Regions from separate parts of the Homo sapiens genome. Here all the other regions are linked to region 1. A link is a loop called in an ENCODE intact Hi-C map of the cell type or tissue named here. Cell type or tissue: dorsolateral prefrontal cortex. All regions are shown on one strand. Each heading gives the region's core, and the rest is flanking DNA. Links, peaks and the distances in the headings are about the cores only.

The links. Hi-C counts contacts between places; a loop is a spot of excess contacts. Peaks named below come from ENCODE experiments on the same cell type or tissue, not always from the same donor. Only the 100,000 strongest peaks of a DNase experiment are listed, where the experiment ranks them.
Region 2: a loop joins it to region 1, with 3 times the contacts of the local background. A loop is called at or near these places in 4 of 110 quality-filtered maps.
Region 3: a loop joins it to region 1, with 6 times the contacts of the local background. A loop is called at or near these places in 27 of 110 quality-filtered maps.

The regions. Positions count from the first base shown.
Region 1 is chr16:75,798,929-75,805,209 of GRCh38, reverse strand. The region is part of intron 3 of LOC105371348 (a long non-coding RNA gene); the gene reads right to left. Among named protein-coding and RNA genes, the nearest start is that of CPHXL, 76 kb to the right of the region's middle. In dorsolateral prefrontal cortex, for the core only: CTCF peaks have their summits at 3,516 and 3,716 (motif pointing left); no DNase peak of the experiment used is centred there; H3K27ac peaks cover 448 bases.
Region 2 is chr16:75,936,176-75,942,456 of GRCh38, reverse strand. No RefSeq gene overlaps it. Among named protein-coding and RNA genes, the nearest start is that of CPHXL, 210 kb to the right of the region's middle. In dorsolateral prefrontal cortex, for the core only: no CTCF peak of the experiment used is centred there; a DNase peak (open chromatin) is centred at 3,328.
Region 3 is chr16:76,650,538-76,656,818 of GRCh38, reverse strand. LINC02125 (long intergenic non-protein coding RNA 2125) reads right to left here. Exons shown (of 4, transcript NR_110934.1): 3 at 1,155-1,262; 4 at 1-151. Among named protein-coding and RNA genes, the nearest start is that of LINC02125, 19 kb to the right of the region's middle. In dorsolateral prefrontal cortex, for the core only: CTCF peaks have their summits at 3,001 and 3,207 (motif pointing right); a DNase peak (open chromatin) is centred at 3,238.

The sequences.
Region 1 (6,281 bases), core at 1,347-5,346:
TTACATATACTATTTACCATGTGCTATGCATTATACATATCTCACTTGATATTCACAGTTACTCTATTTTATAGATGAACAGAGTGATATGATAACCTAACCAAGGTCAAAGAGCTAATAAACAATGGACTTAATAATAATAATATTACTATTTTGTTATTTAAATGATGTTGATAGTGTTAGTTGCTTCTTGAAGGAATGTGGGTAGTGTGTGTGTATGTTGGTATGCACTGTAACAGCTCACTTGGCAAAATAAAATGTGTACTGTAACACAATCCCTTCCCATAAAAAAGATGTAAAAATGACTAGGAAAAACTTTAACCACGTCTTCTGAAAAGGAATACAAGCAGATGAATGGTTCTACTCTTTTTATCCAAATCCCCTTCCTACCCCTCCCCTGCCCAATAAAAATGACGCTAATTTTTTCTTCTGGAAAAAAATATATTTTGAGAACAGAATTGAAAGGAAATGTACTCCAATAGGATAATTGCATCACTCCAGTCTTCCTTCCGACAGAGAAGAAAGCCTCCTGAAATTACACAGCTCAAGATCTGAAAACTCAAATCACCAAATCACCAGAGTGGATGCTGAACCTCAACATGCAGTTAGCTCTGAGATCTGCAAGAAGTATTGCCAGCTGTCAGTCGAAGGACATCTCCTTTACATAGATATACCAAGAATGCAAATCGTCAATGATACTTGTGGCAATTATTTTGCAGCATATACCAGAAAAGGTAAATGCTATTCTGGATGCTGTCTGATCCTGGGACATTTCAATCCTAGACAGCCCTGATCTAAAATGATTCATTCTTAGATGCAGTTGTTCTCCACTTTAAGAAAACCCCAGAGGAACACTCATGTGAGTGGGTTTTTATACACTCATGTGCCACATAAGAGCATTTCAGTCAAAAACAAACCGCATATACCGCGGTGGTCCCATAAGATGAAAATGGAGCTGAAAAATTCCTGTGGCTTAGTGATTTGCGTTATAACTTCCTACATTATTCAGTAAGTAGCATGCTGTATAGGTTTGTAGCCTAGGAACAATAGGCTATACCACATAACCTAGGTGTGTAGTAGGCTACACAATCTAGGTTTACATAAATACTATATACACTCTTTGATGTTCACACAACAACAAAATCATCTAAGGACACATTTCCCAGAACATATCCCCATCATTAAATTACAGGACTGAATCTGTAAAACTTATCAGATAGTGGATGGTAATGCCTATCAAAATATATGCAGATCATTATGTTAAGTGAAATAAACCAGGCACAGAAAAACAAACAGCACATGTTCTCACTTATTTATGGGATCTAAAAATCAAAACAATTGAATTCACGAACATAGAGAGCAGAAGGATGGTTACCAGAGGCTGGGAAGGGAAGAGGAAAGAATGGGGAGGAGGTGGGAATGGTTAATGAGTACAAAAAAAAATAGAATGAATGAGACCTACTACTTGATAGAACAATAGGGTGACCATAGTCTATAATAACTTAATTGTACATTTTTAATAACTAAAAGAGTATAATTGGATTGCTTGTAACACAAAGCATAAATGTTTGAAAGGATGGATACCCCATTCTCTATGATGTGATTATTATGTATTGCATGCCTGTATCAAAACATCTCACACATCCCATAAATATATATACCCACTATATATCCACAAAAAATTAAAAATTAAAATATATATATAAATATGCTTATATTTAAACTTAGAATTTCAATTCAGGAATTAGTTAAACAGAGATAATAGCACGAATCCATAAATATGGGTTTGTAAGGCTTTTTATTAAATCAATACTGTTAATAGCAAAAACAAAAACAAAAGAAAGAACTAAATAAATTGTGTAATAGGGTATTGACTAAACAAAGTGTAATACATCCATAAAAGGGAATCATAGGCATCCATTGCAAAGAAAGAATGATGTTATATAAGACAGACATTCATCATTAGATGTGGAAAGTATATCACTGGAGAATATGGATAATGTAAGCCATTTACATTCTAAACACATATGTAAACATTCAGAAGGTTACACAAGCCCCTCCCTGTTGAGCAATATGAATAAGTTCTAGAGATTTGCTGTACAAAATGGTACCTTTAGTAAACAATACTGTATTGCATATTTCAAAATTTGTTAAGAGGGTAGATATCATGTTAAGTGTTCTTACCACAATAAAATAAAATTGTTTCTTAATATACACACCAAAGAGAAAGTTACATAACAAATCACTGACAGTAAGTAAGAAATCTTCAAGTAAGATTAAGTAAGCTTTCACTTTGGAGTTTCTTAATTTGATTATTTTATGTGGTACATATATACCACGGAATACTATGCAGCCATAAAAAATAATGAGATCATGTTTTTGTGAGAAAATAGATGGAGCTGAAGGCCATTATCCTTGGCAAATTAATGCATGTACAGAAAACCAAGTACTGCATGTTTTTACTTATAAGTGGGAGCTGAATGATGAGAACTCATGGACACAAAGAAAAGAACAACAGACACTGGGGCCTACCTGAGGGTGGAGGGCGGGGGGAGGGAGAAGAGAAGAAAAAATAACTATTGGGTACTAGGCTTAGTGCCTGGATGACAAAATAATCTGTACAGCAAACCCCTGTGACATGAGTTTACCTATATAACAAACCTGCGTATGTACCCCAAACCTAAAACAATTTTTTTAATCTGATTATTTTATTAGTGTCTGTTTCTTTTACAATCAACAGAAAATAAAGATGTTCTGAAAATGTAAAAAGGCAATATAACAAAAAAAGAACTTAGTTTTGTTGTGATATAGTTATCTTAAGGAGATTCCTTGATGAAATTATTCATATATATACTTGAGATAGGGTCTGGCTCTGTCACCCAGGCTGGACCGCAGTGGCATGATCTTGGCTCACTGTAGCCTGGACCTCTTGGGCTCAAGCAATCCTCCCACCTCAGCCTCCTGAGTAGTCAGGACTACAGGTTACACACTGCCATGTCGGGCTAATTCTTTATTTTTTTGCAGAGGCAGAGTGTTGCTATGTTGCCTATGCTGGTCTCTAACTCCTGGGCTCAAACAATCCTCCTGCCTCAGCCTCCCAGACTGCTGGGATTACAGGCATGAGCCACCAGGCCCTGCCCACCAAAAGATACCTTAAAAAATGAATTGTGTCAATGCATTTATACTTAGTTACAGATTATAAACTCCTTGATTTAGGGTTCTAGAAACAGGGCAATTGAAGATTACAGTGCTAAAAGCCACTTTCAGTGGAAGACCCAATAGTAATAAGTCAAAATTGTCTCTAAGTGTATATAACTGAAAATAGTATAAATTTACAAAGTATACACATCAATTTGCAAACTCCCATTCAAATCCAACTTATACAAGCCTCTGTCTATCGTTACCTAAAATAAGGTGCAGGCGTATTTCGGTTAGCTCAGCTCCCTGCAGGTATCTTTGGAGTCAGGGTCACCTGCTGTGCATCATGAGGGTGAATTACACTCTCAAACACAGCAAAGCAGCAGCACCAAGAAGCAAAACGCATCCAACATGAGTCCCAGGGAAGGAGGATAGGAGTCATTGGCAAGATGTAGATAAGAGTCAGACACATTGACTTATATTAGGTTCTCTTGGCTTTTAATTACATTAATTCTATTTTATTACTTAGCTTCTTTTTACAGAACCAAAGAAAATACCTTTGTAAATCTTTGGCACCCTCTTTTGGACAATCTGATTATTTCAAAAACTGAAATTAACGAATTGAATTTCTAAGCATGTTATAGGCAAATTGAAATCAGACACTCATTATTGTTATTTTACATTTTGGGGTTTTTTTAATTAATAGGCTTTATTTTTAGAACATCTTCGGATTTGCAGAACAATCAAGCAGTTAGTAAGAAGTTCTCATATACTCTCCTCCCCCACAGAGTTCCCCCTATTGTTAACACCTTGCATTAGTGCAGTACATTTGTTAAAGTCAACGAAGCAATATTAACACTTTACGATTAACTGAAGTCCATAGTGTACTATAAGGTTGTACATTTCCATGGGTTTCGACAAATTACAGGTATCCACCATTATAGAGTTATAGAGAATAATTTCACTGACTAAAACTTCCCTGTGCTTCACCTCTTCATCCTTCTTTCTTTCTTCCCTAACTCCTGGTAATCAATGATATTTTTTACTGTCTCTACAGTTTTGCCTTTTCCAGAATAACACATCGTGAAATAATAAAATATATGTCCTTCTCAGACTGGCTTCTTTCACTTAGCAATATGTGTTTTAGAGCCCTTCATACCTTTTTGTGATTTGACAGCTCGTTTATTCTTGTCACTGAATAATATTCCATTGTATGGATGCACCAATGTTTGTTGAGCCATTCCCTACTGCGGAACATCTGGATTGCTTCTGGGGTTTTTGTTGTTGTTGTTGTTGTTTGTTTGTTTGAGACAGAGTTTCGCTGTTGTCGCCCAGGCTGGAGTGCAGTAGTGTGATCTCAGCTCACTGCAACCTCCACCTCCCGGGTTCAAGCAATTCTCCTGCCTCAGCCTCCCAAGTAGCTGGGATTACAGGCACCTGCTACCTCGCCTGGCTAATTTTTGTATTTTTAGTAGAGACAGGGTTTCACCATGTTGGCCAGGCTGGTCTCAAACTCCTGACCTCAGGTGATCCACCCACCTCAGCCTCCAAAAGTGCTGGGATTACAGGTGTGAGCCATCACGCTGGGCCGCTTCTGGTTTTTGACAATTATGAATACTGCTGCTATAAGCCTTTGTGCAGGGTTTTGGGTGGGGGGAAACATAAGTTTAATTCATTTGGATATATACTGAGGAGCTTGATTCCTGTACCATATGGTAATACTATGTTTAGTTTTGTAAGAACCTGCTAAACTGTTTTCCAAAGTGACTGTGCTCTTTTGTATTTCCACCAGCAATGAATGAGAGGTCCTGCTATTCTCCTTCCTCACCAGCTTTTAGTATTGTGAGGTTTTTTTGGATTTTGGCCATTCTATTAAGTGCATAGTGATATCTCATTATTGTTTTAATTTGCAATTCCCTAATGATATTTCAACATGAAATTTGGAGGGGGCAAATATCCAAACCATATTCCCAACTTACAGCAATCCTAGGAAAAGTATCCCTTTAGAAAAAGCTAATTTATTTCTCAAGGTGACCTTCACTGTAAAAATGGATATGGCATAGAGCAGTGTGTCCTTGAAAACTAGCTTTCTGGCTGGGCACGGTGGTTCATGCCTGTAATCCCGGCACTTTGGGAAGCCAAGACAGGCAGATTACTTGAGGTCAGGAGTTCAAGAACAGCCTGGCCAACATGGTGAAACCCCATCTCTACTAAAAATACAAAAATTAGCCAAGCGTGGTGGTGGGGGCCTGTAATCCCAGCTGCTCTTGAGACTGAGGCAGAAGAATCACTTGAACCCAGGAGGCAGAGGTTGCAGTGAGCCACCAAGATTGCTTCACTGCACTCCAGCCTGGGTGACAGAGCAAGACTGTCTCAAAAACAAAAAAAGAGAGAGAGAGAGAAGAAACCTAGCTTTCAGTGTGAGGGTGGTGATTGAAATTAGCAATGTAGCTATTGCTGGTTTTCATGGCTTAATCTTGGAAACTTCTTGACTATTTAACAATTGGCTCTCACAGGTAGGATGTGTGATGAGTCTGAGCAGAGAGATTATGTGTTTGCTTTGCTAGCCTCCTTATCCATTTTGTAAATATTGATTCATAAACATTTCCCATTCTAACACTGTTATGAGCTGAAGTGTGTCCCCCCAAAATTTATATGTTGAAGTTCTAACCCCCAATACTGCAGAATGTAAGTATATTTGGAAAGTGAGAGCCTTTAACAGGGGTAGTTAAGTAAAATGCAGTCATTGAGGTGGGCCCTAATCCCATGTGACTGGTGTCCTCATAAGAAGAGCCTATTAGGAGACAGACAGTTACAGAGGGAAGACCATGTAAAGATACATTGAGAAGACAGCATCTACAAGCCAAAGAGGAAGGCCTCAAAAAAAAAAAAAAAAAAAAAAAAAAAAAAAAAAAAAAAAAAAACCTGCTGACACCTTGATCTTGGATTTTACCCTCCAGAATTATAAGAAGATACATTTCTGTTGTTTAAGCCACCCAATCCGTAGTACTTTTCCATGCAGCTTTGGCAAACTAACACAAACACCAACCAGAGAATGTCCCCAAGGTCCTTAAAAACAAGTGCTTCCAAAGAACATTCATATGGCTACATTTTAGCACTAAACTTTCATTTTCAAACCATTG
Region 2 (6,281 bases), core at 1,406-5,405, 140 kb before region 1:
TCTCCCCGTCGCCACTAGAAAATTAGCTCCAGTTTTGTTTGTTGTCCAGAAAAATCATTTCTGCTGTATTGTAGGTGTTCAATGAATGGAGCTGAATGAATGAATGAATATTTTTTTAATCATACTGTAGAAAGGAACTGTGGAAATATTAAGAAATCTTAGAATCTCTTTTTAAATACTCACAATAATAAATGAATTTATAAGTGATACTTCTTATTTGACACAACTTATACTCCATGCAACATTTTTTAAATATTTTTTCTTGTTTTTTTCTGTCTATGGCTCTTGCTAATTTTTTGTGTGTGATTTTTTAAAATGTTCTCCTCCTGGAACATTAAACCTGGATCAACCCACTGAATAAAAACATGCTGCACTGAATAACCACCTTTTTAAAAAACAGTAACCTCCCCTCCACCACAGAACTTTGATCTCCAGGCTAACTATATTATAGCTCAGTCCATACCACACTCACCTCTTTCTTCATCCAGGTATTGTGAATTGTCGTAGCTCATTACATAGTGAAAAGACAGCATTCAAACTGGGACCAGTATTTAGACAGAAGGATGAAAAAATTAGTGGAGCCAATAATAAAACTTATTCATAGAGTGACTGATAGCTAATGTTCATTGTTTTCCAGGAAATTGCTCATCACTCATTTTAACGAGCGATCCGAGAGGATTTTGAATGTTCTTAATTCCAGTTTGCAAATTAGGTAACCAAGAAAAAAAATTATTCTCTCAAATTCTGCACTAAGTCAAAGAAATATCTTCTGGAATTTGAGGGAAATTAATGCAAATTTATTGTTCCACTCCTCTGTGTTTGGCAGAAAAGGCCATCACTTGGCATTTTATATGCTGTATGTTACTTTTTCCCTGCAATAAACAGAGATCCAGAGAGTTCAGTATCCACTTGTGGTTACAAGAATAGTCCTTTGCAGAGGTAAAATTGAAACACAGAGTGTTCTGACAAGAAGGCTGTGTCCTTCTCAGTCGCCTGGCTGCCCTGGTGTAGAATCCCGAAGATTCCAGGAACTCAACACAACGTCATAGGTGGATGCTGGATACATGGCTTAAAACTACAACCTCTTGTTCTCAGAAACATTTCCAGAAGGGTTTTCACTACCAGTCTATACTGCAAGAATCTCTAGTATCCAGCGAGGCCCTCAGATTCTACCTCTGTAAGCTGTGTGATGAGTGAGACAGTGTAGCCTCTGAGGAACCCAGGAGTCCCATTTCTCTGGCACCAGGGCTGTGGCCACAGGACAAAGTCTGTCTCCCCAGTGGGCTGTGGCCACAGGACAGTCTTTCTCCCCAGTGGCGAAGACTTGGGGGCTCAGCATTCAAAATCATTCAAATGTTTTGTGAATACTGATCTTTCATCTTTCCTCCAGGAATTAAAAAAAAAATCATATCTACATAAATGCAGCAGGCATTTTATTCATTAAGTGGGTGTTTAGTACGTCAATACCTCTGTGAGCCTTACTTTCCTGAGTTGCCCAACAAGACTGGGATTCTATAAAGTCCATTCCAGCCCTAAGGGTCTGTGAGCTACAATTAATCAAAACCTTTTCTTTCTCCTCTCAAATTTCCCTTCGCTTTATTTATTTTTTTCTCAATTAAATATAATAATACTCTATTGGAAACAAACTTTTTCCCCACATTTAAGAAACACTTAAAACCATCTTGTCTTTCCCTTTGTGTCTCCTCCTCATGCATCCCAGCAGTCTCCACTTTAGATGCAGCTGTTTTGTGCTGAGTTTTATTTCCTTCAGGTTTCCTCTTTCTTTGAACAGCAGGTGCCAGAATAACAAGGCGGTATGAAATTTACAGAAACCATGTGCTTATACAGTCCACCACCTTATCTAAAATATAATGCTCTTCAACCCTATATCAGATGTCTTGCCATACACTGCAAGGTGCAAAGAATATTGTGCAAGGCTAGTCCTTATTATTTTTTGCACCAAAGTATGGGGCTCCAAAATTACTTGAGTAAAGTACAAAAATTTCTGTGAATCCATTTGCTATATCTTTAATGAAAATGAAAACACTCAAATGAAAACACTCAAACTGAAATTGTTTCCTATTTACACAATAGGGTGTTTAATAAGGTCTCAATTAAAAACTAGTCATGGCATTAAGAATCTTTCTATTTAAACATATTAAAAGACTTGCATCATATTGGAATTCCTCATAGAGCTGGGCTATAAAATGTAATTATTCTTTGAACAAATAAATGCCATTTCAAGATTACCACCTTTCCTTGTGAAATTTGCTTTTTGTTTTTGCGAGAGCGCTCTTGCAGATAGATTTGTTCTATTTTAATTAAAGTTGAGCAGAAAAGGTTTTTGTTTCAAACCATATATCTGAAGCTATAAAAACTTCCTGCTTGATTCTACCAAAAGATGTATGTGATCCTGGATTTGGGGTATTAGCCGTTGCTTGTTACCCACACAGGGTCAGTGGTAGAAAAGCTGATAAAGCAGTTGTACTTTTCTGTTTTCCTGTATCTGACATTTCTGGATCTCTAGTCTCCTGTAACGCCATTACCCCACCAAAATGGAATTGGGTTTGTATGTCTGAGTAAAGGCAAAATAGAAATAGTCATTTCCTGGGTTCAAATTCAACCAATGCTCCTACAGTGTAGATACATTTGTTTTCAAACTTATTCCTGCATCACAGGTTTCTTATTAGCCATGAAAACTTTCAAAAAAGTACGTTCTCTGCTTGGATTTAGCTTTGGGCAGGACCCACAGCAAACAGGGGGAAACAGATGGCCTAATAATGCATCAAATTCAATACATTTACTGTCACCAATTCCTCACTAGGCATCCTGGTGAGCAACAGAGATAGAGTTGGAAAAGACACATTTCTTATCCTCATTGAGTTCATTATAATTTTAGGAGACCAGAAATCCCTCTCTGATCCAAAATATTCTCCCAAATGGCCTACCATGGGGTCTAAGATTCCCATAGTCCCCATTCTTTAGGAATGAGGCATTGAAGGCTGTTGTGAGAACACCAGCAGACAAGCTCGCTAACATTTGCAGGACCCGGGAGGGTTGACCCTCAACAATCTCAGGATTTTCTAACCCACTTATCCTCAACCCTGCTGACAATTAGAACCACCTGAAGTGATTTGTATTAATTTGATAGGCTTGACATGTGTTAGGGTCAAGGTACGGTTCCAGCCCATGCTGAGGTCCAAGGGGAGTGGGTGGATGAAATGGCAGATACCACTCAGGGGGCCGTAGGTAGGTGAAACACAGCTTTATTCAGCAGCTCTGTCATCAGCAGCTCTCTTACACTGTCTGCTCTGTCTCGACTGCTTGCTCCAGCTGCTCCCATGCACGCCTGCGCAGCCGGCTCTCCCTTGCCTTCAGGGTCATCGGCTTAACTCTTTTTCTCTCTGGGCACAAGCATGCCTGTACAGTGCCAGCAGGGCAATTATGCCTTTTACAGACAATAGTGGCATAGAGCCAAGTGATGGCATTCCCATGTCATGGCTACATAGCTGTGTTTACATTATACATGAAATTGTGCGCCTACATTCCAATCCCCCTGCATCACACAGGATGTATACATCCTACCTCGGCCTATCCTTGACCAAAGCACATCCATTACCTTACAATAGGGAGCCCAGAAATCTGTGTTTTTCAGCCAGATTTGGAACGAAAATCTCAAGTTTGTTCTCTCACTTTCTCTTATTTCCCTTCCTCCTCTTCTCCCCTTCTCTCCTCCTCCTCCTCTTCCTCCTGTTCCTCTTTCTCTCACTCTACCCCTTCTTGCTTCTGTTCTACCTCCTCCTCCTCTCTCTCCCTTCTTCTAATACATAAATAACAGGAATAAAATATGGTAAAAAGAAGGGTTCTCCTAAATTATCTTATAGGTGAAGATTCTAAATGTGATGGTCAGAAATATTTTGCATCTGCACACTTTAACATCCTTTTATGCCTATCTTAGTTACCAGGAATATTCAGATCACATGTGTAAAATGCTAAAGAAAAACCTGGTAATTGATTATATGCAGATACCAGGCATAAGCTTTGATTGTTTTAGTGTGGGCACTTTATCATAGACAGAAACAAGGGTATCTTGGAGTGCTTAAGTGGTTCTACACCCAGGAAATTTGAGGTGTTTGTAATACTACATTTACATTGTAACAAGCAGTTGTGGCCCTTTAAATACCTTCTCTGTTATTTCAGACACACTTAGCTTATATATGTGTACAGTACCTTAATAAACCAGTAATGCCAAATTGAACACAAAGATTAATGATCACAGTCAATTAGTACATGATGTATCTATCAGAAAAGCCATGGTGAGGGTAAGAATGATACAATGGACTTTGGGAACTCTAGAGGAAGGGAGGGAAGAGGGTGAGGGATAAAAGACTACATATAGGGTATGGTTCACATTGCTTGAAAGACAACTACACCAACATCTCAGAAATCACCACTGAAGAACTTATCTATATAACCAAAACCCACCTGTTCCCCAAAACTATTGAAATAAAATAAAAGCAAAAAAAACAAGCCATGAGTGTATGGCATATTGAACATAGGAAATTCATATGTCCTACAACTACATTTGGATACTATCAAATTAACTATCACAAGGATGTATTTTGAAAGGGATGATTTTTTGAGTATGTTTTAAGAAGAAAAATAGGAAATACTTATCTTGGGGAATGGTTGCTGGATATTAATTATGAAAGAATAATGATCACAAAGCAGATAAAGGAATAATGTGCTAGATGAAAAACATCTTTTTTATTTTTTTGAAAAATATCTTTTAATAAAATAGGAAAAATTATAAGGTTAAGTTAGATGTATGAAAACAAGATTTTATTTGTAGTCCTGCATGTTTGCAAATATGTTGCATACTAACCTTTGTTAATAGAACCAATAATAACTAGAGAAAAATATATACACTAGCACTATGTTTCTATTAGGAGCATATTTTGGGATGTAAAAATGAAGCTATACAATTTTTGACATTTCTGTCCCCCATTAAGAGAATCGGGAATTTTTTTTTCTTAGGGAGCAGTGGCTCCTGTTGTTTCCCTTTGAGCTCTTTCTTCATACTTAGCAGAGGCCTCAGAAATTAATGTCACTTTTATTCCTAATATTATAATTCTACTCTGGGGTATTTTCTCATTTCATATTTATGTCACACAAGAGCTAGATTCTAATTTTTTTTTTTTTTTTTTGGAAACAGAGTCTCGCCCCGTTGCCCAGGCTGGAGTGCAGTGACGCGATTTCAGCTCACTGCAACCTCCGCCTCCCAGGTTCAAGCAATTCTCCTGCCTCAGCCTCCTGAGCAGTTGGGATCACAGGCGTTGAGCCACCATGCCTGGCTAATTTTTGTATTTTTAGTAGAGATGGGGGTTTCACAATGTTGGTCGGGCTGGTCTCGAACTCCTGACCTCATGATCCTCCCATCTCAGCCTCCCAAAGTTCTGGGTTTACAGGTGTGAGCCATCATGCCCAGCCTCCAATTTATTCTTTAGTTGAAGTCTGTGTTAGTTCATTCTCACACTGCTATAAAGAACTACCTGAGAATGGGTAATTTATAAAGAAAAGAAGTTTAATTGGTTCATGGTTCTACAGGTTGTACAGGCTTCTGCTTCTGAGGAGGCCTCAGGAACTTACCATCATGAGAACACCGTGGGGAAAGTCTGTCCCCATGATCCAATCACCTCCCACCAGGTCCCTCCCCCAACATTGGGAATTACAAGTCAACATGAAATTTGGGTGGAGGAACAGAGCCAAACCATATCAAAGTCCTTCTCTCCCAAAGTCTATGTAAATGGCTGTAAGCAGAAAATCAGCAGCTTTTTTTTTTTTTTTTTTTTTTTTTGAGACGAGAGTTTCACGTTTCACTCTTGTCGCCTAGACTGGAGTGCAATGGTGCGATCTCGGCTCACTGCAACCTCCGTCTCCTGGGTACAAGCGATTCTCCTGCCTTAGCCTCCCAAGTTGCTGGGATTACAGGAACCTGCCACCATGCCAGCTAATTTTTTTGTATTTTTAGTAGAGATATACTAGCAGAGAGTAGGGCTTCACCATGTTGGCCAGGCTGGTCTCAAACTCCTGACCTCAGGTGATCCACCCGCCTCAGCCTCTCAAAGTGCTGGGATTACAGGCGTGAGCCACCGCGCCTGGCCAAATGAGCAGCTTTTTAAGTCATTCATGTGGCTTCTGAGAAATGGGGCTGCTGTAATTGATAACTTGGCCCCTAAATACCGAATCCACTCAGAACAAGGCAGAGAGATGAGTGAAGC
Region 3 (6,281 bases), core at 1,406-5,405, 850 kb before region 1:
GTGTGCTTGTCATACTCCATCACCAAAATATGTCTAGCATAGGAAAGGAAGCTTAGGAAGCCTTATCTGTGGATTAGGAGCCTCCCAGATGCTGTGTATATTGCTTCTTCTGTCTCTTATCCATTGATAATTATGCACAAGCTTGGAGGTTCTGAAACAGTAGAAATGATAAAGGTGGAGGCAACTTTAGATTGGTTAAATGGCAATTGGGGTCATACAGCTACAGTTTTTGACAGCTTTAATTGAGATATAATTGACATATAACAAATTGCATATACTTTAAGTTTTGGCATATGTATACATCCCTGAAATCATAAATACAATCAAGACAATGGATACCTATTTGATACCACTGACCCAAACCATGATAGATGCTGTGATTTATGGGGATCCCTAAATTTGTGCTTGTCATGTTTCATAGTTTTAGTTAGTGGTCAAGAAGTACTCAAGAGACAGTAACCTCAGTTATTATGTATGGGATTAATTGGTAGCAGAAATGTTCATGCTTCCCGAAAGAAAGGTGAGACTAAAGAGGGAAATTATAAAGAAGAAGGAAAGCAGTGATGCTTGACCTACTCTGCTGGAATTGTTCCACTGCTGCTGAAAAACAGGATGAAAAAGGGGGAATTGAGAGGATTATTGGTAGGGTTTTGGCGGTATAATCTTGAAGCATGAGAGGTAAAAATCCAACTTCATTGTTGGCTATGACATGCATACCTTAAGAAGCCCCCTCGAAGTTTCCACATATAACTTAGCATGGATAAGTACAAATCCAATCATAAGGATTATGATTTGGAATGGAAATACTTAAACAGGCTGAATGTAATCCCTCAGTTAAAGCCATATTTCCTTTTTATGTAAATTAAGTAAGGATTTGGGATCTGCCCACCCACCCCTCAGTGAGGGAATCCAAAGAACTAGAAAGTGATGTGGATGGAATGGCCTGAGGGCAATAACTAAAATATGTGGAATTATTAACTCTTCGCAATCAGTCTATGGAAATCCACATAGGGGCTAGGAGGACAGTCTAAGAGGTCTAAAGGTGAAACTTGGAGAACGCGGAAATGCTGTGGTAGACAATAACAACGTACCAGTTAAACTCTAATTTGGAAAATACGACTGGAGAAAGTATTCTCTCATTTCATCTCCCTTACCTAAGTGTATAATGGGAATGGGTGTCACAGGAGAATGGAGGACTCTGCTCCTACATTATTACACTGCGTGTGTTCCATGTTCCATAGTCACCCTCCACCTGGTGTCACCTGAAATGATAAATTACAATCTTTGCAATTGCCTAAGACCTCCTCTGTAGAAAATACTAAATAATACAGAGTTCCAGAAGTAAAAGAGAACATTAATGCTTTAATTAGCATTAATGATTGAAATAGTGATATTGATCTCCATTAATTATTTTCCTTAATTGATAAATGAAAATTATTTATATTTATGGTATACAATGTGGAATTTTAATGTATGTTTGAATGTAAGTTAGTATAGCCACCATAGAAAACAATGTAGAGGTTCCTCAAAAAACTCTAATTAGAAGTAGCATATGGTAGTTTCAGCAATCCAACTTTTTGGTATATATCCAAAGGAAGTAAAGTCAATACGGCAAAGAGATAGCTGCACTCCCATGTTAATTACAGTATAATTCACCATAGCCAAGACACGGAATCAACCCAAGTATCCATCAACAGATGAATAAAGAATATGTAGTATGTATACACAATGGAATACTACTCAATCTTTAAAAAATCAGTAAACCCAATAATTCTCTTTTAATAGCCCTTACACACCAAAAACGCAAAGCAGGTTATCTACACATACTGATAGTGGACCACTGGGAGTTCATCTAGGTAGATCCACCATAGCGTTGGATGTGCTATAGATATAATTCAGAAAAACAAAAAGCAAAACCAATACAATTGCACCAACAGGCAATGGATCAAAGGAGAGCATTCAGTATAGATCTTAGCTCATGCTTTCTTTTGTACACCTATTTCAGAAGTCAATCAAGAACACTGCCTCCACATATTAACAAAAAGACATTTAAGCTAACCAGTATACTATCACAATCCAGCGTAGCTGCACTTGATCTTGATAACCAGGAGTAAGTTGATAACATCAATGATATCTTAATTGCCTCCTCAGAGGAAAAAGCAAAGTATACTTTAGAGACTGTGTCACCCAGCTGTCAATAAAGCACGGCAGATAAACCCCAGTACAATTCAAGACCTGCCCCAGTCCCTGAAAATTTAGAAAAGAACATGAGCCAGATCACAAGAGGCTTTCCTCCTATCATAAGAAATAATTTAGAATCTGATCTTGACCTTGTTACTAAACAGCCCAGAGACTGGAGAATCTGTTTGAGTTATGGCATAATCACATCTTCCACTCTGGGATATTGTTAGTCCTTTCCACAAAGTCACTAGAAAGAAATCTGAGATTGAATTGTGGCCTGACAGAAACAAGCAAATAAAAGATTTATAAAGGGCTGTCAATCAGGCAGTGTCTCTTGAGCCTTATGACCCGAATGCACAAATGATTGTAGAAGTGTCAACAACTGGAACACACACAGACTAGAGCTTTTGGCAGAAATCAATATTGCTGCTCAGTGGAGACGGCAGAGATTTTGGACTTGAAAGTGGTCTGATGCAGCTGCTCAATTCAGCCCTTTAGAAACATAATTGTGAGCTTGTTGTTGGGCATTGGCAGGAATTGCTCCTACATCAAGAGACCTGGCAATCCTGAAACCAGAAACACCCATCATGACTTAGGTGATGTCTGTGAAACATTCAAATTGAGGAAACACCCCAATGGAGCACACTGTTAAATGGAAATGGTGCTCAAGTGTACACTTTAGCTGGGGGTTCCAAAGTTCACAGCATTTATGAATAGATCTATCCCTTGCATTTGCACCCAATAGTAACCCTCCCTATCTTTTCCAGCCCATCCTGATCCACAGCCCAAAGATCTCCCTGCTGTAGCTGCTGAATTGTCTAAGCCTTTAAATTCTCCCCTGGCCATACAAAATAGCTGCTAAATGTACTGACTGGATTTCATGAGGCTGTTTCAGAAATTCAGTGGTTACCTGTCCTACATATGGTAAATCCTTAGTGGGAGAAGATAAAAGGCTGAAAGGGCATTTACATCATCCTGAAATCGACTCACTAACTCAAGTAGAGACACTAGAGGGAGCCATCTTTCAGGAGACGGGCTATGGCTGATGAAGCAACCTGAGAACAGATCCTATGCATTACTAGACTCATCAAACATCAAGCTTGCCAGCAACTCTGGGAAACAGCATCTGCCTTTACTCAGGGGACGTTTTAATAATAATGAAATCAGATATATTTAACATACACTGGTGCTAATGACAAGATGTCACTAGAAGTGTGCAGCCCAATAAGGTAGCTGCAAGCTACATATGACTATTGAGCATTTGAAGTGTGGCAAGTCCAAATGAGAACTGTCATATGCACAAAATGCATATGGGATTTCAAAGACAGTACCAAAAAAGTGTAAAATGCCTTGTTAATAATATTCTATTGATGACATGCTAAATTAATACTATTTGGATATGTTTAATACTATTTCGATATGTTTAAATTGTACTATTAAAATTGATTAATTAAATTGTATCTACTTTTTCCTTTTTTAGTATCCTTCTAGAAAATTTAAAATTAATATATGTGGTACACATTATATTTCTCCTGAACAGTATGCTTCTAGATTGCTTATTACAAGTTACCCTATAATTTATGGGCTTTGGCTGGCCTGAATTGTAGAAGGTGAATGTGCAGCCAGAACAGATTTATCACACACGCGCACACACACACACACACACACACACACACACACACACACACACACACGAGACAGACAGAGAGACAGAGACAGAGAGATTTATAATTAGGAAACTTTACAAAACTAGTTTAAAAAATAAGGAGATGAAACAAGATTTCAAAAGCACAAGTGGAAAAAGAGAAATTTGACAAATATCCTATCATGAAAACCAGGTTAATGTTAATTGAATGCAAACCAGAACAGCTGTATTTTCTTCACAAAGGAAAACACTGTGGAATAATATTGACAGAATCATCAAAAGGGAAGACAAAGGAAAGTAATAATATATTTTCAATGTTAAACCATAATAGAAAATTAAATAATAATAGAAAATTAAAACAAATTATTGACATATCACTCTGATTTTAACTCACATATTGGTAACAAATCTCCTCTCTATATACATTCATTTATTCTTTTGAATGTATTTCTGTATTCAATGTATTTATTTATTTAATATATTTATGTATTTATTAAATATATTTACAAAATGCCTACTAGTCCAGGCACTGTTCTTGTCACTTAAGATACATAGTGAACAATCGGACAAAACTTCTGTTTTTAAGTGTTTATTATAGTTACAAAAATGAACAAAAATAAAATTTTGTATATGATGAACATATTTAAAAAACTAAATATAATGGGTAATTTTCTTCCCTAATAAAAAAAATCTAAATTGACAGTTGTACTAGTTCCCAAGGAGTGGTGTTACAGGGTATCACAAAGTGGGTGACTTTCTACAATATAATTATATAATTATATATAATATGTATTATATAATATATAATATTAATATATTGTAATATCTAACATATTATATTATATATAATTATACATTATATAATATATAATAAAATATAATTATCTTATATATTATGTTATATAACATTATAATATATAATTATATTATATATTATATATAATTATATAATTATATTATATATTATATATAATTATATAATTATATTATATAACATAATTATATAATTATATAACTATATATAATTGTTATATGATTATGTTATATATTATATATTAAGTAATGCAATATATTATATTAATATATATTATATAACACATATTATATATTATATATAAGGGATTACATTCAGCCTGTTTCATATATATAACATATAATTATATATAATTATCTAACATATAATTATAATTATCTAACATATAATGATATATAAATACATAACATATAATTATATATATTAAAAAGCCACCTAGATTATTTATATTATATAATGATACATATAATTATATATTATATATATTAAACAGGCTGAATGTAATCCCTTATCATATAATTATATTGTAGAACATATATATATGTAATTATTATATAATTATATAAAACATACAGAATATAATTACATAAAATATACAGAATATAATTTATTCTGTCACTATTCTGGAGACTAGAAGTCCCAAATCAAGGTTTTCAAAGGGTCACGCTCCCTCTACAGCCTCTAGGGCTCAGGGGATTCTTTCTTTCCTCTTCCAGCTTCTACCTGCCCCAGGTGCTTCTTGATTTATGGCAGTATATCTCCAACTTTTGCTTCCATCTTCATGTGGACTTCTTCCCTCTGTGTCTGTCTCTCTCTCTGTTCTCATAAGGATTCCAGTCACATTAGATTAAGAATCACTTTAATTCAGTATGACCCTATCTTAACTTGATCACATCTGGAAAGACCCAATTTCCAAATAAGGTCACAGTCACAGTTACTGGGGGCTAGGACTTAAACACATCTTCTTGGGGAAACACAGTTCAACTCATATCGATACTCTAGTAGGAATCCCAAATAGACTAACTGTGTCAAGGGTCTTCAAGACCAGCGCCCAGTTTAATGATTATTAGAAGAACTCGCAAGACTCATGGCCAAGGTTTATTACATGGAAAGGATACAAGGAAAAAAAAGATTATGGGGAGAAGTCGGTAAGAATCAGGTGCAAGATTCCTAGAGTCCTTTTCCAATAGAGTCATGCAAGGCGTGCATAATTCCTCCAGCAGTAAGTTGTGAGAACACGTGTGAAATATTGCCTACTGGGAGTCTTTTTAGAGACTCAGTGCCCAGGGTTTTTATTTGAGGCTGGTCTTGCAGGCACCCACTGTTTAGCATACACCAAAATTCCAGACTCCCAGAAGGAAAGGAGATGTTTAACACACATCCCATTATTTGCATAGTCTAGTCACAATGAGTCATCCTTATTATTTAAACAAAGTTTATGTCAGTGGAGAGAACTCTTGATCACCTACATTCCCAGATGACAGCCAACCTTGTATGCAGGCTTTTCTAAGGATAGTAGTATCAGGTTGGTTCTTTTAGTGTCACACTTTTCTGCACGCTGACAAAAGAGAAAAGTCAAAAGTTATTTTTAAAAAAGTGTTCTCCCTCTCAAAAGCCACCTGGATTATTTAGTTAAATCAT